Regions from separate parts of the Homo sapiens genome. Here all the other regions are linked to region 3. A link is an interaction called in ENCODE POLR2A ChIA-PET data of the cell type or tissue named here. Cell type or tissue: K562. All regions are shown on one strand. Links, peaks and the distances in the headings refer to the core of each region. The heading gives the core; the rest is flanking DNA.

Region 1 (5,000 bases), core at 1-5,000, 81 kb before region 3:
CTCCTCTGCTGTTAATCTTATATAAACGTGGTACATTTGTCAATTTACCATTGGTACAATACTAAATTTCACTCGCCGTGTGAAGAGACCACCAAACAGGTTCTGTGTGAGCAACAAGGCTGTTTATTTCACCTGGGTGCAGGTGGGCTGAGTCCAAAAAGAGTCAGTGAATGGAGATAGGGGTGGGGCCGTTTTATAGGATTTGGGTAGGTAGTGGGAAATTACAGTCAAAGGGGATTGTTCTCTGTTAGGCAGGAGTGGGGGTCACAAGGTGCTCAGTGGGGGAGCTTTTGAGCCAGGATGAGCCAGGAGAAGGAATTTCACAAGGTAATGTCATCAGTTAAGGCAGGCACGCGCCATTTTCACTTCTTTTGTGATTCTTCAGTTACTTCAGGCCATCTGGATGCATACATGCAGGTCACAGGGGATATGATGGCTTAGCTTGGGCTCAGAGACCTGATATTCCTGTCTTCTTATATTAATAAGAAAAATAAAACAAAATAGTGGTAAAGTGTTGGGATGGTAAAAATTTTTCGGGGGGTGGTATGGAAAGATAATGGATGATGTTTCTCAGGGTTGCTTCTAGCGGGATTAGGGGTGGCATGGGAACCTAGAGTGGGAGAGATTAAGCTGAAGGAAGATTTTGTGGTAAGGGGTGATATTGTGGGGTTGTGAGAAGAAACAGTTGTCATATAGAATGATTGGTGATGGCCTGGATACAGTTTTGTTATGAATTGAGAAACTAAACAGAAGACACAAGGTCCAAATAAGAGAAGGAGAAAAACAGGTATTAAATGACTAAGAATTGGGAGGACCTAGGACATCCAATTAGAGAGTGCTCAAGGGGGTTCAGCATAGCCCTGCCAGCAAAGATTATTTATTTACTTTAAGAGTTAAGAGTGGCGGTTTGGGGATAGCACCAGGAGATATCAGCTGTGATGGCTTGGAGAAACAGTGTAAACCGGCAGTGTAAAGAAGAGCAGGGCATTTATGAGTAGTTGATAATGGTGAATAGGAGTATGACTAGACAGAAGACAGTAGGGATGACAAGTTTTTGGGGTGCAGTCCAAGTTGGTCTGATGTCTGGAATGAGACTGGGGCCTAATAAAAGGAGCATCTATACAGGAGCTCAAATGGGCTGTACCCTGTAACATTTTGAGGACAAGCCCGAATTCTGAGAAGGGAAAGTGGTAAAAGTATCCAGTCCTTTTTAAGTTGGTGGCTGAGCTTGGTGAAGTGTGTTTTAAAAAGACCGTTAGTTCACTGAACACCAAGAGCCTGAGAAACTGCTTGGGTGATTTGACTAATAAAGGCCTGTCCGTTATCGGACTGTATAGAGGTGGAAAAGCCAAACGAGGAATTATGTCTGACAGAAGGGAAGAAATGACCACAGTGGCTTTCTCATACCCTGTGGGAAAGGCCTCCACCCATCCAGTGAAAGTGTCTACCCAGACCAAGAGGTATTTTAGTTTCCTGACTCGGGGCATATGAGTAAAGTCAATTTGCCAGTTCTGGACGGGGGCCCGAGCTTCATGTGTAGGGAAGGGAGGGGGCCTGAACAATCCCTGAGGAGTAGTAGAATAGCAGCTGGAACACTGAGAAGTGATTTCCTTGAAGATAGATTTCCACAATGGAAAGGAAATGAGAGGTTCTAAGGGGTGGGCTAGTGGCTTGTAACCTACATGGAAGAGGTTATGAAATGATGACAGAATAGAATGGGCCTGTGAGGCTGGAAGGAGATATTTCCCTTGGTCTGAGAACCATTTGCCTTGTGTGGGAAGAGATTGACAGGTGGAAGTTTTAGTGGGGGAGTAGGTGGGAGTGGCCAGATGAGAAGGAGAAAAACTGCCCTGAGGGATAGAAGTTGGAACACTAGCTGTTTTTTTAGCTACCTTATCAGCATAAGAATTGTCCTCAGTGAGGGGATCTGATGCCTTTTGATGGCCCTTGCAGTGAATGACTCCAGCTTCCTTTGGAAGTAGAGCAGCTTTGAGAAGAGTTTTTATTAAAGAGGCATTAATGATGGAGGACCCTTGTGTAGTGAGGAAATTTCTTTCAACCCATATAACAGCATGGTGGTGCAGTATATGGAAGGCATATTTAGAGTCAGTATAAATATTGACGCGTAGTCCTTTTGCAAGAGTGAGGGCTCGAGTTAAGGTAATGAGTTTGGCTTGCTGAGAGGTAGTGGGGTGGGGGCAGAAAGTATATGCATCAGGTGTGAGGAAGAAAATCGATTTTGGAAGTTATGAGAACTGTAGAGAGTGAATTGAGCATAGTTTGTGATTTTTAGGGCCTCTAAAAGTATTAAAGCAGTGGCAGCCGCTGCATGCAGACACGATGGCCAGCCTAAAACAGTAAGGTCAAGTTGTCTGGACAGAAAGGCTACAGGGCACGGTCTGGCTCTTGTGTAAGAATTTCAACCACACAGCCCTGCACTTCGGTTGTGTGTAATGAAAAGGGAGTGATGAGTTAGGGAGAGCTAGTGTGGGAGCTGTTTTTTAAGGAATGGAAAGGAAAGTAGGGAAAGGATATAGGATCTATGGGGTCAGCTAGGTTTATCTAGAACAGAATAATGGGTTGTAGAGGGAGGTATTGAGGATAGGAGAGTATATGGGTTTGGCACCACGGGGTGGATAGGCAAAACAATTTGGTTTTGGTTGATAAGACTCAGATCCTGAACTAAACTGTAAGGCTTGTCCAGTTTTAGGACAGGTAAAATGGGGAAATTGTAAGGAGAGTTTACAGGCTTTAAAAGGCCGTGCTGTAACAGGTGAGTGATAACAGGCTTTAATCCTTTTAACACGTGCTGTGGGATGGGATATTGGCATTGAGTGGGGTAAGGGTGATTAGGTTTCAATGGGATGGTAAGGGGTGCATGATCAGTTGCCAAGGAGGGAGTAGAGGTGTCCCATACCTGTGGATTGAGGTGGGGAGATACAAGGGGAGGATGTGAAGGAGGCTTTGAACTGGGGAAAAGGGCAGCAATGAGGTGTGGCTGTGGCCTAGGAATAGTCAGGGAAGCAGATAATTTAGTTAAAATGTCTCGACCTAATAAGGGAGCTGGGCAGGTGAGGATAACTAAAAAGGAGTGCATAAAAGAATATTGTCCAAGTTGGCACCAGAGTTGGGGAGTTTTAAGAGGTTTAGAAACCTGGCCATCGGCCGGGCACGGTGGCTCATGCCTGTAATCCCAGCACTTTGGGAGGCCGAGGCGGGTGGATCACGAGGTCAGGAGATTGAGACCATCCTGGCTAACACGGTGAAACCCCGTCTCTACTAAAAATATAAAAAATTAGCTGGGCGTAGTGGCGGGGGCCTGTAGTCCCAGCTACTCGGGAGGCTGAGGCAGGAGAATGGCGTGAACCCCGGAGGTGGAGCTTGCAGCGAGCCGAGATTGCACCACTGCATTCCAGCCTGGGCGACAGAGCCAGACTCCATCTCAAAAAAAAAAAAAAAAAAAAAAAAGAAACCTGGCCATCAATACCCACAACAGTTATGGAGTCAAGGGAAACAGGCCCTTGAAAGAAGGTAATGTGGAGTTGGGTAGCCTCTGTATTGATTAAGAAGAGGACGGACTTACCCTCCACTGTAAGAGTTATCCAAAGCTGGGCATCTGTGATGGTCCAGGGGGCTTCCAAAGTCATCTGGCAGCATCAGTCTTCAGCCGCTAAGCTGAGAAGATCTGGGAAGGAGTAAGAGAGCCTTGAGCCAGAGTTCCAGGGGCTCTGAGAGTGGCTGCCAGGTAAATTGAACAGTCCAATTTTCAGTGGGATCCTGCACAGATGGGACATGGCTTAGGAGGAATCCCAGGCTGCAGGAATTCCTTGGCCCAGTGGCCAGATTTCTAGCACTCATAGCAAGCTCCTGGGGAAGGAGGTTCTGGATGAACCCCTGGCAGCTGCGGTTCATCCAGAACCTCATCCAGGTGTTTGGATTTCTTGTGTGCTGGAGATGTGGCTGGGGTTTGTCTCACAGTGGAGGCAAAGAATTGCAACTCAGAAATACATTGCTACTTGGCTGCCTCTACTCTATTATTGTACACCTTGAAGGCAAGGTTAACTAAGTCCTGTTGTGGGGCTTGAGGGCCAGAATTTAATTTTTGGAGCTTTATTTAATGTCGGGAGCAGATTGGGTGATAAAATAAAATGCATATTGAGAATAAGATGGCCTTCTGACTTTTCAGGGTCTAGGGCTGTAAAGCATCTCAGGGTTGCTGCCAAACGGGCCACGAACTAGGCTGGGTTTTTATATTTGATGAAAAAGAGCCTAAACATTAACTGATTTGGGAGAGATCGGATAAAGAAAAAGGAGGATTAACCTTCACTATGCCTTTAGCTACAGCCACCTTTTTAAGAGGAAATTGCTGGGCAGGTTGGGGAGGGCTAGTCACAGAACGAAACTGGAAACTGTAAGCCAGACCAGGTGTAAGGAGGGGAGGTGATAAAAGGATTATAGGGTGGGGGACCGGAGGCTGAGGAAAAATTGGGACCTAGCTCGGCCTGGTGAGGAGCAGCCTGGGGAGGAGGGGAGAGGTCAGATGGGTCTGTAGAAAAGGAAGATTGGAAAGACTCAGCGATGCTTGGGGTTGGGACTGAGGGGACAAGGCGGGAGGGAAAGAAGCAAGATTTGGGACAAGTTGCATTGAGAACAGAGACTAGGGAGGGACCGATATGTAAAAGAATGCCTGGACGTCAGGCACCTCAGACCATTTGCCCATTTTACAACAAGAATTATTTAGATCTTGTAGGATGGAAAAATCAAAAGTGCCATTTGCTGGCTATTTGGAACCACTGTGGAGTTTGTACTGGGGTCAAGTGGCATGGCAGAAGAAAATAATGCATTTAGGTTTTAGGTCAGGTGTGAGTTGAAGAGGTTTTAAGTTCTTGAGAACACAGGCTAAGGGAGAAGAAGGAGGAATGGAGGGTGGAAGGTTGCCTATAGTGAAGGAGGCAAGTCCAGAGAAAAGACAGGGTAGAGACATGGAGAGAAGGGGTGGG
Region 2 (5,210 bases), core at 211-5,210, 68 kb after region 3:
GGCTCACGCCTGTAATCCCAGCACTTTGGGAGGCCGCGGTGGGCAGAACACGAGGTCAGGAGATTGAGGCCATCCTGGCTAACACGGTGAAACCCCGTCTTTACTAAAAAATAGAAAAAATTAGCTGGGCGTGGTGGCGGGCGCCTGTAGTCGCAGCTACTCTGGAGGCTTGAGGCAGGAGAATGGCGTGAACCTGGGAGGCGGAGCTTGCAGTGAGCCAAGATCGCGCCACTACACTCCAGCCTGGGCGACAGAGCGACACTCTGTCTCAAAAAAAAAAAAAGGAAAAAAAGGACTAGGCAGGCAGATGTGGGGTGGGGCAAACAAAACATGGCAGCCAGCAGACCAGTCTATTTCAGCATAGTCTCTGCTGCAGTATTTAAGAAATAGGTAGAGCCAGCCAGGCGCGGTGGTTCACGCCTGTAATCCCAGTACTTTGGGAGGCCGAGGCGGGCGGATCACCTGAGGTCTGGAGTTCGAGACCAGCCTGACCAACATGGAGAAACCGCGTCTCTACTAAAAATACAAAATTAGCCAGGCGTGGTGGCACAGGCCTGTAATCCCAGCTACTTGGGAGGCTGAGGCAGGAGAATCACTTGAACCCAGAAGGCGGAGGTTGTGGTGAGCCCAGATCGTGCCATTGCACTCCATCCTGGGCAACAAGAGTGAAATTCCCCATCTCAAAAACAAAGAGATAGGTAGAGCTGGCCGTGGTGGCTCACGCCTGTAATCCCAGAAGGCTGAGTTCGGTGGATCACTTGAGATCAAGAGTTTGAGACTAGCCTGGCCAACATGGTGAAACCCCATCTCTGCTAAAAAAAAAAAAAAAAATACAAAAATTAGTCGGGCATGGTGGCAGGCATCTGTAATCGCAGCTACTTGGGAGGCTGAGGCAGGAGAATCGCTTGAACCCCAGAGGCAGAGGTTGCAGTGAGTTGAGATCGCGTCACTGCAGTCCAACGACAGAGTAAGACTCTGTCGCAAAAAAAAAAAAAAAAAAAAAGTAGAAAGCAGAACGCTTCTTCCCGGTGCCAAGGGGGATTTATGAAAGATCCCCAAGGAAGAGTTGAATATCAGAATGAGGGTCATTTTGGCAGTCCCATCCCTGTATGGAGACAGTCCTTTCGTTGTTACTTTTGGCAGATGAGGATTTGAGTTTAAGAGACCTGGTTGGGGGGGAGGGGGGAGGGATAGCTTTGGGAGATATACCTAATGCTAAATGACGAGTTAATGGGTGCAGCACACCAGCATGGCACATGTATACATATGTAACCAACCTGCACATTGTGCACATGTACCCTAAAACTTAAAGTATAATAATAATAAAATAAAAAAAAAAGAGAGACCTGGTGGATTTCCGTACAACTTCATAATTTCCCCCTATCCAAGACCCATGGTTCCATTTTTGTCACCGTGGCCACAGTGGCTGAAATGGCTCACTTCATCTTTTGCACTAAACAGCCTTCAGCCCCACACTGCACCGCTAAATGGACAAGTTCTTTTTTCCCTAGTGTCTTAAATTCATGGCCTCAGTCTGAGGCCTTTAGTTTTATACTGCTTTGGGAGAGTCCTCTTTACAGTCTTAGAGATATACATATACCTCTTACTGTTTACCACCACTAATTTAATAGCAAGAAAGAAACTGGAAATCTTGTAGGAATACTCTGTTCCTTTTTTTGTTTTTTGAGACGAAGTCTCACTCTTGTCACCAGGCTGGAGTGCAATGGCGCAATCTTGGGATCTTGGTTCACTGCAACCTCTGCCTCCCAGGTTCAAGTAATTCTCCTGCCTCAGCCTCCCCAGTAACTGGGATTATAGGTGCCTGCCAACACGCCTGGCTAATTTTTATATTTTTAGTAGAGACGAGGTTTCACCATGTTGGCCAGGCTGGTCTCGAACACCTGAACTCAGGTTATCTGCCTGCCTCGGCCTCCCAGTGTGCTGGGATTACAAGTGTGAGCCACTGCGCCTGGCCAAGGAACACTCTTTGTTCTATGCTACCTACTAGGACAGCTAGTCTACTCAGTTACCCCAAAACCAAAAGGATAGTAACTCAACAAGCTCAGAATACACCATTCTGCTTGCAGCCATTGTTTTCACCACTACCCCATTTCCCCCTGCACACATAGCTCATTACCTTGTCACATGTACACTTACTATAGTCACAGCAGGAGCTAGAATCTGGAGATGTTACATGCCACACAAGAGGTCAGTGAGAAGCACAAAACCATACATTGCAAATGGGTAACATATCAGTGTAGCCATCCAAGCAGAGGATTAGGTATGGCCTTCATCTCATGTTCCCATTAGGCTCAGATGGGCTAGATAATGGGGTTTTGCTCCTGTTTCCAATTCAAAGATAGTCAACCTGGGAGCTTTCTAACTCTATCATATGTATTTCATTTGTTTCACCAGTTACTCATTTGATCAACCCAGGGAAGACCATATCATGAATGAAACACAGCCCAAGTATGCTTTAACCATAACGTGGGAGTGCATAATTCAGGCTACCAAGACCATTTAACAGAATCCAGTGGAATGAGGGAAGTCTGGACTACAGGAGTTAGTGGGGGAATTCTCAGTCACTGCAACCATGCTTCTAAACAAAGGCCTTCACCAAGAACCTAGGGCAATCTTATTCCATCTGCCAGAACTTATAGGGATATCACTAAATTATGCTTAGTCAAAATTGGGTAATTTGTAGTTTATAAATACTATAAAACTGATATTTAAATCTAGGTCTACTTAATTCCTAGCTTCTGTTCTTAAGTGCTAGATTATTTTGATTCATTTATTTTGTTCAAAATCTTGACGTTATAGGAAAGGATGGGGATGAGGAGGATGATGAGGCAGGAAAATGCAGAACTGTTTCATAGTCCCAGCGCTGAACCTTTGTACAGGCTGTTTCTTCTTCATATAAAGCACTTCTTGGCCAGGCGTGGTGGCTCACACCTATAATCCCAGCTCTTTGAGAGGCTGAGGTGGGCGGGTCACTTGAGGTCAGGAGTTCGAGACAAGCATGGCCAACATGGTGAAACGCAATCTCTACTAAAAATACAAAAAAATTAGCCCGATGTGGTAGTGTGCCTGTAGTCCCAGCTACTTGGGGGGCTGAGGCAGGAGAATCGTTTGAACCAGGGAGGCAGAGGTTGCAGTGAGCCGAGATCGTGCCACTGCACTCTAGCCTGGGTGACAGAGCGAGACTCCATCTCAAAAAAATAAACAAATTAAAAAAATAAAAAGCACTTCTTCCTTCCACTTGATAAACTGTGTGCAGAATAACATGGAGATGGAGGAGAGGCAGGTAGATTAAGGGGGAGCAGTTTTAGTAATTCTATGATTCAGACCTCTTTTTAATTCAGCTTTCCTGCTAATTAATGTAAATTAGTAAGGTTTCTGCTGGGCGCAGTGGCTCATGCCTGTAATCCCAACACTTTGGGAGGCCAAGGCGGGTGGATCACGAGGTCAAGAGATCGAGACCATGCTGGCTAACATGGTGAAACCTCGTCTCTACTAAAAATACAAAAAAAAATTCGCCAGGCGTGGTGGCAGGCGCCTGTAGTCCCAGCTACTCAGGAGGCTGAGGCAGGAGAATGGCGTGAACCTGGGAACCAGAGCTTGCAGTGAGCCGAGATCACACCTCTGCACTCCAGCCTGAGCGACATAGTGAGACCCCGTCTCAAAAAAAAAAAAAATTAATAAGGTTTCATAATTATTATATTTACCAACCAGGTTCTTTCTACATAATTATTGTTTACCTTCTAATAAATTACTTACAAAGGCCACCTACAAATCCAAATTATATACAAAACGTTTCATTTCCTATTTCCTTCCCAGGGATGCATAATTATTTTGGAAAAATCAGTGGCAGCTGGGCACGGTGGCTCATGCCTGTAATCCCAGCACTCTGGGAGGCCAAGGCAGGCGGATCCATCTGAGGTCAGGAGTTCAAAACCAGCCTGGCCAACATAGTAAAACCCCATCCTTACTAAAAATACAAAAATTAGCTGGGCGTTCTGGTGCACGCCTATAGTCCCAGCTACTCAGGAGGCTAAGGCAGGAGAATCGCTTGAACCCAGGAGGCAGAGATCGCAGTGAGCTGAGATGGTGCCACTGCACTCCAGCCTGGGTGACAGAGCGAGACTGTCTCTTAGGAAAAAAAAAAAAAAAATCATTGGCTTGTAAGTTAAAATCTTTATCTTGCTCTACCTTCTCTGGAATACCTACATCTCTGATGTTTTTTTAACATTACATATTCACAAGCTTTACCAATTCATGGAAAGGATTCCTCTAGGATTTTGGTGGATCTCTTGAAGCACTAAGAACCTCAAGCAAAAATGTATGCAATCTTTGTACTTTAAAATTAAAGCATTTCAACCAGGAGCAGTGGCTCATGCCTGTAGTCCCAGCGCTTTGGGAGGCCAAGGCAGGATGATTGCTTGAGCCTTGGAGTTTGAGACTAGTCTGGCCAACATAGCCAGACCCCGTTTCTTTAAAAGAAAAAAAAAAACAATTAGCTGCATGTGGTGGCACACATGTAGTATCAGCTTTGGGAGGCCCAGATGGGAAGATTGCTTGATCTCAGGAGGTTGAGGCTGCAATGAGCTATGATCATGCCACTGCACTCCAGCCTGGGTGATAGAGCAAGACCCTGTCTCAAAAAAAAATTTTTTTAATAGATAAACATTCAGGCATTCCAAACTCCTAATGTATTGTCTACTATTAAGAATGCATGCTGGCTGAGGCAGGAGTTCAAGACCAGCCTGGCCAACGTGATGAAACCCCATATCTACTAAAATACAAAAATTAGCTGGGCCAGGTGGTGGGTACCTGTAATCCCAGCTACTCAGGAGGCTGAGGCAGGAGAATGTCTTGAACCCGGGAGGCAGAGATTGCAGTGAGCCGAGATCTCGCCACTGCATTCCAGCCTGGGCAACAGAGTAAGACTCCATCTCCAAAAAAAAAAAAAAAAAAAAAAAAAAGAATCTCTGGAATTTAACATTCCTTTAAACTTAAAAAATAAGAAAAAATAAATTAAAAAAAATTAGAAGAATGCATGCTGGGGTCTGCTCAGTGATTCACAAGGCAGGAAATCTCTTGAGCCAAGGAGTTTGAGACCAACCTGGGCAAAGTGGCAAGACCCTGTCTCTACAAAAAAATTAAAAATTAGCAGGGCATGGTGGCACACTTCTGTTGTCCTAGCTACTTGG
Region 3 (11,267 bases), core at 2,585-7,584:
GGGCTGAGGGGCTCCTCACTTCCCAGTAGGGGCGGCCGGGCAGAGGCGCCCCTCACCTCCCGGACGGGGCGGCTGGCCAGGCGGGGGGCTGACCCCCCCACCTCCCTCCCGGATGGCACGGCTGGCCGGGCGGGGGGGCTGACCCCCTACCTCCCTCCCGGATGGGGCGGCTGGCCGGGCGGGGGGCTGACCCCCCCCACCTCCCTCCCGGACGGGGTGGCTGCCGGGCGGAGACGCTCCTCACTTCCCAGATGGGGTGGCTGCCGGGCGGAGAGGCTCCTCACTTCTCAGACGGGGCAGCTGCCGGGCGGAGGGGCTCCTCACTTCTCAGACGGGGTGGTTGCCAGGCAGAGGGTCTCCTCACTTCTCAGACGGGGCGGCCGGGCAGAGACGCTCCTCACCTCCCAGACGGGGTCTCGGCCGGGCAGAGGCGCTCCTCACATCCCAGATGGGGCGGCGGGGCAGAGGCGCTCCCCACATCTCAGACGATGGGCGGCCGGGCAGAGACGCTCCTCACTTCCTAGATGTGATGGCGGCTGGGAAGAGGCGCTCCTCACTTCCTAGATGGGATGGCGGCCGGGCGGAGACGCTCCTCACTTTCCAGACTGGGCAGCCAGGCAGAGGGGCTCCTCACATCCCAGACGATGGGCGGCCAGGCAGAGACACTCCTCACTTCCCAGACGGGGTGGCAGCCGGGCAGAGGCTGCAATCTCGGCACTTTGGGAGGCCAAGGCAGGCGGCTGCTCCTTGCCCTCGGGCCCCGCGGGGCCCGTCCGCTCCTCCAGCCGCTGCCTCCCGGGCGGCGCTCGCCGGCGCGGCGGCAAAGACTGAGACAGCTCCGCTGCCCGCTGAACTCCATCCTCCCGGCCAAAACCAAGCTTCTTAACAAAGATCCTGAAGTGTTGAGTTTACTAATTTAGTTAGGAACTTTCCAATTTAGCTTTTGCTTTTAACCAGATTATTGAGTTCAGGGTGGAGCTCATTGACAAATAAGGCAGACAAAGCATTTTCTGTGTCTGGGCTCAGCATACATAGCTCTGAGCTTAATAATTTGACTAGGGCATAAAGGTGGTTAAAGAAGCAAACTTGACTGACTTGAGGGCTTAACTTTTATAAACAGTTTTTCTGGCTTTCTTTTAAACCATCAGGGTGGGATGGTCACTAAGTAAACAGGTTAGCAGATTCGATTTTTCTTATCAGTTTGTTGCTTAAAGCTTTTCATTTGCCTTTTTAAAGGAGACCTTTAGAGAAGCAATTTTTTGAAACCTAAAATCTGGTTAGAGGCTTCTGTGTATCGAAAATAGGCATCTCATCTGTTTGTCTAATTTGAGAGCCCTTACTTTCAAATGTGCTTCTTAGATGGATAATCTTGTCCATCTGGAATGTTCTCTATAATGTCCCCTGTAATTCTAAATTGTCTTTGATAAAATTTCACCACTTTTTGGCCAGGCACAGTTGTTCATGCCTATAATCCCAGCACTCTGGGAGGCTGAGGCAGGAGGATTGCTTGAGCCCAGGAATTCGAGACCAGCCCGAGCAATGCAGTGGGACTCCATCTCTACAAAAATGTTTTTAAATTAGCCAGGTGTGGTGATGTGCACTTGTGGTCCTAGCTACTCAAAAGGCTGAGGTGGAAGGAATCACTTAAGTCTTGGAAGTCAAGGCTGCAGTGAGCCATTATCATGCTACTGCACTCCAGCTTGGGTGACAGAATGAGACTCTGAAAAAAAAAATCACCATTTTTGTTAGAATTTACAGCTTCCAAGATGAAAATTTTTGTACATAAAAAGGCAGGCACGGGTGTGGTGGCTCAAGCCTGTAATCCCAGCACTTTGGGAGGCTGAGGCAGGCAGATCACCTGAGGTCGAAAGTTCAAGACAAGCCTGACCAACATGGAGAAACCCCGTCTCTACTAAAAATACAAAATTAGCTGGGCATGGTGGCGAATTCCTATAATCCCAGCTACTCGGGAGGCTGAGGCAGGAGAATCGCTTGAACCCAGGAGGCGGAGGTTGCCGTGAGCTGAGATTGTGCCATTACACTCCAGCCTGAGTGACAGAGCAAGACTCCTCTCAAAAAAATAAATAAATAAAAATAAAAAGTAAAACGCAGGCATACTGGAAGGTGGAGTCCTAAGTTGTTTAGCATATTGGGTTTCTCAGATGAGATGCCTATTTTCTCAATATGAGAGCTGAGATAAAAGCCTAAGAGGGAAATGTCAAGAGGTTGGGTCGTGTGATGTTTTCAGTGTTTCTTTTTGCAAGGAAATTTTCTTAAGGCTCATGGGTAACCTAGCGTCAAACTAAACCTTATCCTTTCTTTTTCTTTCTTTCTTTCTTTCTTTCTTTTTTTTTTTTTGAGACTGAGTTTTGCTCTTGTTGCCCAGGACGGAGTGCAATGGCGCGATCTCGGCTCACCACAACGTCTGCCTCCTGGGTTCAAGGGATTCTCCTGCCTCAGCCTCCCAAGTAGCTGGGATTACAGGCATGCGCCACCACACCCAGCTAATTTTGTATTTTTAGTAGGGACGGGGTTTCTCCATGTTGGTCAGGCTGGTCCCCAACTCCTGACCTCAGGTGATTCACCCACATCACCCTCCCGAAGTGCTGGGATTACAGATGTGAGCCACAATGCCTGGCCAGCTTATCCTTTCAGTAGTTACATATTTAGGTGATAGGTGATCTAACAGCTTTTGGGTGCCCTTCCCATACCTGTCAATTAAGTTGTGGTTTGGCACCAAGATTCCTTAGCCAACATAGCCAATGATCTTTCCCTACCTTAGTGTGCAAGAAAAAGAAACAAAGAGGAGATAACCCAAATCCCTGTGAATTTCTGAAAAATAGTGTCTAACACCCCCTGCAGTAACTGCCATTTGCTGCAATCACTGTCAGTTATCTTTAAAAGTGTGATTCTTTGGTAGCGATGCAACAATCACCAAAAGTCCCAAAGATCATTTACTCTGCTACAACACAACCTTTGGCACCCAAAAGCCAAAATAATCAGGAGCTCAAATACAAAGAGTTGGCCCTGGTAGGAACTTACTCATGACATTGGGAGCACTGTGAGGAAGTCAGGGGACTCTAAAGGAGTAAGGAGCACCTTATCTGCATCCTTCAGTGGCCTCAGGGTCATCAGCCTTCTTCAAGTCCTTTCATGTTCACCAGAACTGTTAGAAAATTTCAATAAATTTAGTCTAAAGATCGAGTTGGTTTTTATTAGCAATTCATAAATCAAACAGCATCTCATCTAAAAATAGGTAAGTGCTCTGCTAGGATGGCAAACCAGTTTTTGTTTTTGTTTTTTTTTTTTTTTTTTTTGAGATGGAGTCTTGCTCTGTCACCAGGCTGGAGTGTTAGTGGTATGATCTTGGCTCACTGCAACCTCCACCTCCCGGGTTCAAGTGATTCTCCTGCCTCAGCCTCCTGAGTAGCTGGGACTACAGGCACGTGCCACCATGCCCAGCTAATTTTTGTATTTTTAGTAGAGATGGGGTTTCACCATGTTGGCCAGGATGGTCTCTCAATCTCTTGACCTCATGATCTGCCCGCCTCGGCTTCCTAAAATGCTGGGATTACAGGTGTGAGCCACCATGCCCAGCCTAACAGTTGGTTTTTATAAGATAGCTAGAGCAGGAGTGAGGAAACAATAATACCAAAAGCAGATTGTTAACATCAGGTTACTTCAGGTTACTTTCCTTGTAAGGGTTAAAGGAGGAGACTTCCTTAACATGCTGGTTCAGGTTGACTGGGCCTCTTCAGACTGGTTGCTATGAATCTTCTGTTTTTAGGAAAAATTGGTCTAATGGGGAATTTTCTTGCTTCCTTAAAGTTTCAACTTGATTGCATGACACTTAGCATAAGTGACTCCATTTTAATTTGTTTTGTTGGGGCCTAGTGCAGGAGCTCAGTCCAAAACAATGGCTTCCCATACATTTTATTTTACACCTTTACAATAAATGGGTAAATGTAAGTAAAGCATTTCCCTTAATTCTGTGAGCCACTCTAGCAAGTGATTGAACCCAAGAAAGGGTCTAATTTGTAAAACCTCTAATTTGTAGCTAAGTTGGACAGAAGTTGTGAGTAACATGAAGGTCTACTATTTGCAGTTGGAGTGTGAACGTGTGGAACTGAGTCTTTTTTTTTTTTTTTTTGAGACAGGGTCTCACTTTGTCACCTAGGCTTGAGTGGAGTGGCGCAATCTTGGCTCACTGCAACCTCCACCTCCTGGGTTCAAGCAACTCTCCTGCCTCAGCCTCCCAAGTATTTGAGATTACAGGCGTGCGCCACCATGCCCGGCTAATTTTTTGTATTTTTAGTAGAGATGGGGTTTCACCATGTTGCCCAGGCTGGTCTGGAACTCCTGAGCTCAGATGATCCACCCACCTTGGCCTTCCAAAGTGATTGGATTACAGGCGTGAGCCACCACGCCTGGCCTGGAACTGAGTCCTTAATCTGTGTGATCTGACACTATACCTAGGTAGATAGTATCAGAATTGAGTTTAGTTGTAAGACTCTCGGTGTCTGCAGAAAATTGGAGAATTGCTTGATGTGGAGAAAAATCCCTACACATTTGATCACAGGAGTGTTCTATGTTCAGTGTGAGTATAGAGAAAAATAATTTGCTTTTCCTATTCAGTAGCCCACAGGCCCACTGGGATCTCCTCTGTTTTCTGCCCTTCATCAGACTTGGGCTTGGGAAACACTCTGCCTTTGTTCACTTCAGTCTCCGAAATTTGGCCTGTGGACTTTTAGGGTCCTCATCATGCTATGTTGTAAGCACTGATTTCCTTTTCATGCCACCAACAGATTTAAAGCTTCTTAAAAATACAGACCAGGCTTTATTCAGCTTTTTATCTTAACCTAGCCCAGGGCCTGGCACACAGTCTGTGTTTAACAATGCTTGGCTGTCAGTTCTACCATGGTTCCTACATAGCTTTCTCTGGATGCTTTTCTCCAGGAGAAATGCAGCACTATTTTTCTCTACCTGGTTGAAATGCCACTTCCTGCAGAAGCTTCCCCAGGCCCTAAAATCACATGGCATACTTTGTGTGTGGTTCCCTCTCATCTCAAGAAGTTCACAGTTTCGTAGGGATTTAGAAGAGCAAACTAACATGTACAATGCACTGCAGTGCTAGGAAAAATTGTGAAAGACTTTTAAATGGGCAAGTAATGACTGGGTGTCTTTCAATGGAATGATGTGTGTTACAATTCTACCCTACAAAAGTGCTGGACTGTTTTATAACTCTGTAGAAATGAAGGTTAATGGGGAGGCCTGATGATGGTGTAGATGTTTTCTGTCTAGAGCTGGATGCAGGATGCAAACAACTCTGTTCATGGCAATGCAACTAAATACATTTTGTCCAGTACAGAACAAACCGCCCAAGGGGTTCACCTTGCCCTCTGCCTAGACAGAGCATTCATCAAGACAGAGGAATTGCAATAGAGAAAGAGTAATTTACACAGAGCCAGCTGTGTTGGAGACCAGAGTTTTATTATTACTCAAATCAGTCTCCCCAAGTATTCAGGGAGCAGAATTTTTAACGATAACTTGGTGGGTGGGGGAAAGCCAGTGAGCCAGGAGTGCTGATTTGTCAGAGATGAAATCGTAGGGAGTCGGAGCTGTCTTCTTGCACTGAGTCACTTCCTGGGTGGGGGCTACAAGATCAGTTGAGCCAGTTTTTCAATTGGGTGGTGCCAGATGATCCATCAAGTGCCGAGTCTGCAAAATATCTCAAGCACTGATCTTAGGAGCAGTTTAGGAAGGGTCAGAATCTTGTAGCCTCCAGCTGCATGACTCCTAAACCACAATTTCTAATCTTGTGGCTAATGTTAGTCCTACAAAGGCAATCTAGTCCCCAGGCAAAAAGGAGGTCTGCTTTGGGAAAGAGCTGTCTTTGTTTAAACTATAAACTAAGCTTCTCCCAAAGTTAGTTCGGCCTATACCCAGGAATGAACAAGGACAGCTTGGAGGTTAGAAGCAAGATGGAGTCTGTTAAGTTAGATCTCTTTGGCTGTCTCAGTCATAATTTGGCAAAGGCAGTTTTATAAGTAAAATTCCATTTTAAACAGTTATAAAATCCTACTAGTTTCCTCCTTAATTCATGATTTAAATAAATGTATGTTCATTCTCTGTGTGAGTTATGCTTTTATCATTTTGAAAACTATTCTTTAATAGTGGTATCTGTGAAAGAGTAAGCAAAATTAATACACAGTGAGCATTTATTCCATGTCAGGCACTATGCTAAGGGTTTTATAGATTTAATCATCATGGCGACCCTGTAAGTTAAGTTCTATTATTAGTTCCATTTTACAGATCTGGAAACCAAGGCCTAGAGATTAAGTAACTTTCCTAAGGACCCAGAGCTAGTAAGTGGCCTGAGATTTGAGACCTGAGATTTGAAAGACTTGCATTGTAACTGCACTTCAGTCAAGAGGGCAATTGAAATGAAATTGTGGGATCAGGTAAGGCTTCCAAATTTCGGAGGATAAGGTGTTGGTGCAGAGGGAAAAGAAGGGCGGGGCTTTCAGGTACAGGTCAGCCCTAAGAAATGCAGTTGGCCTGGAGAGCAGGGTGTGGGCTGAGGAGTGGTAAGAGATAAGGCTGAAGGAAACTTCAGGAGTTTCCTTCACAGAGGAAGGAAATCACGGAGAGCTCTGTGAGGCCAGAAGCCAAGGAGTTTGGACTTTATCCTCAAACTACAGTATTTTAAGCAGAAAAAAAAGACATGATTAGATTGAGTTGTATTATTTTTATCTTTATTGCTTTTGTTTGTAGTTATAAAAGAGGTATAGGCTTTTTTTAAATTGTTGTTAAAACAAAACAAAACATGGAGAAATTTGGCCCTTCTAGAAAAATTATTTTGGCAGCACTGTTGAGGCTCGATCCGAAGTGGTGAGTGAGAAAAGAGGGAAGCTGTTGGAAACTAAGCCAATAGCAAGAAAAACGAAGAGGAGGGGATGGAAAGGAGAAACAGTAAGCTAGCTGAATCTACAGGATTTGGCAACTGTGGCATGTCGGGGGTAGGAAAGGGTGGGAAGGAGGGGCTAGTGCACAGGGAGAGCCCCATCAAAGTACCTAGCTCAGAAAACCTACTGCAGGCCTGGTTACTCATTCTTAGCATGTAAGAACTGAGATAGTACTTGAAATTTAAAGCGAAAAGCATTGATATCAAGTTTGTACAACACCCATTCTAAAAAGCATATACAAATAGAGCCTGACCAAAGTACCCAGGCCTTTTTTTTTTTTCTTTTTTGGCCTCAAGGTGGTTAGAAGCGGGAGACAAAAAAGGGTGTTGAGAAAGGAAAAGAAAGATAAATCACAAAGACTATAACCATTTAAACCTTCTGTTGACAATTACGCACATACAGATTGTCAGCACACCAGGTGACTTTTAATCCCGGTCCAGTTCCCCTCCTGGCCCTCTTAATGGCTTCTGGCCACTTCCTCTTGGGATCTGGCCAGAGTAAGCTCAGGAAATGCAAAGTTTTAATTCTGGAATCAGTAAAGCATATTAGGAAAGGAAATCCACAAGTGAAAAAAACATCACATTATGCATTTTGAAGCCAAGGGACAGAATCAGATTGTAAATTTGTGGGGACAGGAACCATTTTACACATTTTGGTGCAGAACTCAGGGATTGGTTTAGCCATTATTCCCCCTCAGGTTCACCCAGGATTTGGTCTCTTGCATTCTTGTATGATTCCAAAGCTTCCATCCAGCACAACCTTCAGCTCTAGCAGTTAAGCTGTCTGCAGTCCCGCTTTGTGCTCCCTGACAGCAGGGGAGGATAACCCGCCAAGATGAAGGCCCAGATAAAGAGTCAGTATCTTTAATTATACTCACTTCCCTAGGATTTTGCAGGATCAGATGATAGAATATATTTGAAAGGCCTTTGTAAAATTGGATGAGCTATACAATCACTAGCTGTTCTTTATTCATTGTTGTTCTGGTTGATGACCTAACTGATACTTGCTACACTGCATTGCAGAATGTTCAAGGAGATTCAGATTTTTACAATGACTATGCACTTAATATATTAATGTTACTATGTGCTCAATGGTGTGCTGTGTACTTTCACATGTAATCCTCAAAATAATTTTATCATGTTTATCAAAGATCAGATAGATTAACTTGCTCAAAAACATAATTTTTGATTTTTTATGCTCTCCCAAGATTGGATTAGGTTTTGCCATGTGTTACCACACCACAGAAGTTACTACATATCTTCCCCACTACACTAGAAGCTGTGGGTGCTAGGAACTATATTTTGTTCACTGCATTATGCCCTCTATCCAGCTAATGGAGCCAGGCACAAAACATACATGCTACAAAAAATAGTTAGGGTGAATGAATGAAGGCTGATTTTATATCCATTGCTCTATTCTGAAAACTACTGTTTTCTTAATAACTTACTGTTCATCATCTATTTTTCCCTACTAGAATGTAAGATACTTGTGAAAACATATCATTTGTTTTATTCACTGCTGGATTCTCAAAGTCTGGAACAATGCCTGGGATATACTAAGTGTCCAATAAATATCTGTTGGTGAATGAACAAACGATAGCCACGTGGACAAGCAAATTCCACCTCTTTTTGTCTATCACTATATTTTTTCTTTTTCTTTTCTTTTTTTTTTTTTGCGATGGAGTTTCACTCTTGTTGCCCAGGCTGGAGTGGAATGGCGTGATCTCACCACAACCTCTGCCTCCTGGGTTCAAGCGATTCTCCTGCCTCAGCCTCCCTAGTAGCTGGGATTATAGGCATGCGCCACCATGCCTGACTAATTTTGTATTTTTAGTAGAGATGGGGTTTCTGAATGTTGGTCAGGCTGGTCTCGAACTCCCGATCTCGGGTGATCCGCCCGCCTTGGCCTCCCAAAGTGCTGGGATTACAGACAAGAGCCACCATGGCTGGCCTTGTATTTTCTTTTTTCTGATGCTGATCTCAATAAGATAACGCTCAAGAACAACACAACACTGTGATGTGGGTGAGCGGCTGAGAGCTGAACACTCTGGCTTCCTGAGGTAAATACTTGCAGCTGAATGATGATTAGAAAGGAACCACAGGAATGCTGTCTCCAAGAGCACTGCCTGCAAGAAGAAGGCACAGGTGGCCAGCACTGGTGGCCTGTGGACTCTACACTTCACAGCTTTGGTCCAGCACCAGCAAAATAGTGATGCAAGACTATTGTGCTCTTGAGTTCCATGTCACACTCACCTCTCTTTCACCAGAATGCAACTCTTGGAGAAGCAGAAAAAGTAATGTGCTTATAACAATTAGCTTGATTTTCTTAGGAATCAAGTGTCTCTTGCTAGAACTCTTCTAGATCACATGCATAGTTTTTTCTTTCTGTAAACCAGTAGTATATGGTATGTTGTTTTCTTTTAGTATAAAAGTAACCATCGTATTAAGAAAATTCTGAATATGGAAAAAACATAGAAAACAGTCACCTAATTTTACCACACTAACAAAATTATGATTGGTATATATGTGCATTTTCTTTTTCCCTGTGCTTGTGTATGTATGTATTAGGCATATATATCTACACATATCATACTAGGTTTTTTTTTTTTTTTGAGACAGAGTTTCACTCTTGTTGCCCAGGCTGGAGTGCAATGGCATGATCTTGGCTTACCACAACCTCCACCTCCCGGGTTCAAGCGATTCTCCTGCCCCAGCCCTCTGAGTAGCTGGGATTACAGGCATGCACCACCACACCCGGCTAATTTTGTATTTTTATAGAGACAGGGTTTCTCCATGTTGGTCAGGCTGGTCTGGAACTCCTGACCTCAGGTGATCTGCCTGCCTTGGCCTCCCAAAGAGCTGGAATTACAGGCGTGAGCCACCACATCAGGCCTAGTTTGTGTTTTTTCACTTAATATTATGCCGTTTTTGTATCAAAGGGACTTCATAACCATATCCATCTAACTACTTATTAAGGCCAGGTGCAGTGGCTCATGTCTGCAATCCCAACACTTTGGGAGGCCCAGGCAGGAGGATTGCTTGAATTCAAGAGTTGGAGACCAGCCTAAGCAACACAGTAAGATCCAGTCTCTATAAAAGTTATAGTTATGAGGTCAGGAGTTCGAGATCAGCCTGGCCAACATGGTGAAATCCTTTCTCTACTAAAAAAATACAAAATTAGCTGGGTGTGGTGGCATGTGCCTGTAATCCCAGGTACTCAGGAGGCTGAGAAAGGACAATTGCTTGAACCCGGGAGGCAGAGAGCTGAGATTGCGCCACTGCACTCCAGCCTGGGTGACAGAGCAAGACACCATCTCACACACACAAAAAAGTTATAGTTAATCCCAGCTACTTGGGAGGCTGAAGTGGGTGGATTGCTTGACCCTGAAAGGTTGAGGCTGCAGTGAGCAGTGACTGATAGTGCCACCTCATTCCAGCCTGGGCAACAGAGTGAGACCCTGTCTCCAAACAAAACAAAACAAAACAAAACAAAACAAAAACAAAAACAAAAAACAAAAAAAAACACTGATACCCAACGTAAGAATTTTTCAAAGAAATTGACAATTTCAAAGACAGGCAAAAACTTTCTTAGAAAAATTTCAAAATCTGAAATTTTTAGGAAAAACGAGTTCCTCGTGCTTGATACATCTTACAATATTGCCTTCCCAAAATGTTATACCAATTTACTCAGCCACCAATAGGTAATAATTTATCATTTAAACTGTCATGATGTAGTAGGGAAAATAGATATTTCATCAACCTTTCCATTTGCATTTAAATACATTGCTAGGGATAAAGGACTTTAGCCAAGATTATTTACTAGTTTTATTTCTTCTCTTATAGAATCATTAGTTATTGAGGGGAAAAAAGTTTATCTGCTACTAGTACGGCATCTTTTCCCTATGGAGGGGACTGTGGTATTAGAGTAGAAAGACTAAGGACTTTGATATTCAAATCCATCTTACGTGAAAAGCCGGTATATATGAACCATTTGGTGAAGTGTTAGTTTCATCCGTTCATTTACCAAAAAAAGACCAATACATTGGGAAGACAAAAAGGAGAAGCTGATCAAAAAGGAGTATTTAATTGTTTAGCTAATATTCTTAAGAGTCACTCCAAAACCATCCACTGCAAGTAAGAGTCCACTTCAGGAATTCTCATAGCCTTTTTACCCCTAAGCATGAACTTTTTAAATAGTCAAGTGCATACACTTATTAACCTTCTTGACAACCCTAGCGGTGGGTACTAATTATTATTAACACCTTTTATTAGAAAAAAAACCCTGATGCTTAGGGAGGCTAAG

The links. ChIA-PET counts read pairs that join two places held together with the same protein. Peaks named below come from ENCODE experiments on the same cell type or tissue, not always from the same donor. Only the 100,000 strongest peaks of a DNase experiment are listed, where the experiment ranks them.
Region 1: POLR2A ChIA-PET joins it to region 3 with 5 read pairs; 6 of 35 experiments call an interaction of 5 or more read pairs at or near these places.
Region 2: POLR2A ChIA-PET joins it to region 3 with 7 read pairs; 4 of 35 experiments call an interaction of 5 or more read pairs at or near these places.

The regions. Positions count from the first base shown.
Region 1 is chr1:112,820,070-112,825,069 of GRCh38, forward strand. LINC01356 (long intergenic non-protein coding RNA 1356) reads right to left here. Exons shown (of 7, transcript NR_103746.1): 6 at 3,584-3,685; 7 at 100-472. Among named protein-coding and RNA genes, the nearest start is that of LINC01357, 27 kb to the right of the region's middle. RefSeq lists an enhancer at 1,042-1,771. In K562, for the core only: no CTCF peak of the experiment used is centred there; no DNase peak of the experiment used is centred there.
Region 2 is chr1:112,968,705-112,973,914 of GRCh38, forward strand. No RefSeq gene overlaps it. Among named protein-coding and RNA genes, the nearest start is that of SLC16A1-AS1, 15 kb to the left of the region's middle. RefSeq lists an enhancer at 326-826. In K562, for the core only: no CTCF peak of the experiment used is centred there; no DNase peak of the experiment used is centred there.
Region 3 is chr1:112,898,568-112,909,834 of GRCh38, forward strand. The region is part of intron 1 of LOC124904342 (a long non-coding RNA gene); the gene reads left to right. Among named protein-coding and RNA genes, the nearest start is that of MIR11399, 22 kb to the left of the region's middle. RefSeq lists enhancers at 3,728-4,661, 4,662-5,593, 5,500-5,794, 7,597-8,156. In K562, for the core only: no CTCF peak of the experiment used is centred there; DNase peaks (open chromatin) are centred at 5,641 and 6,574.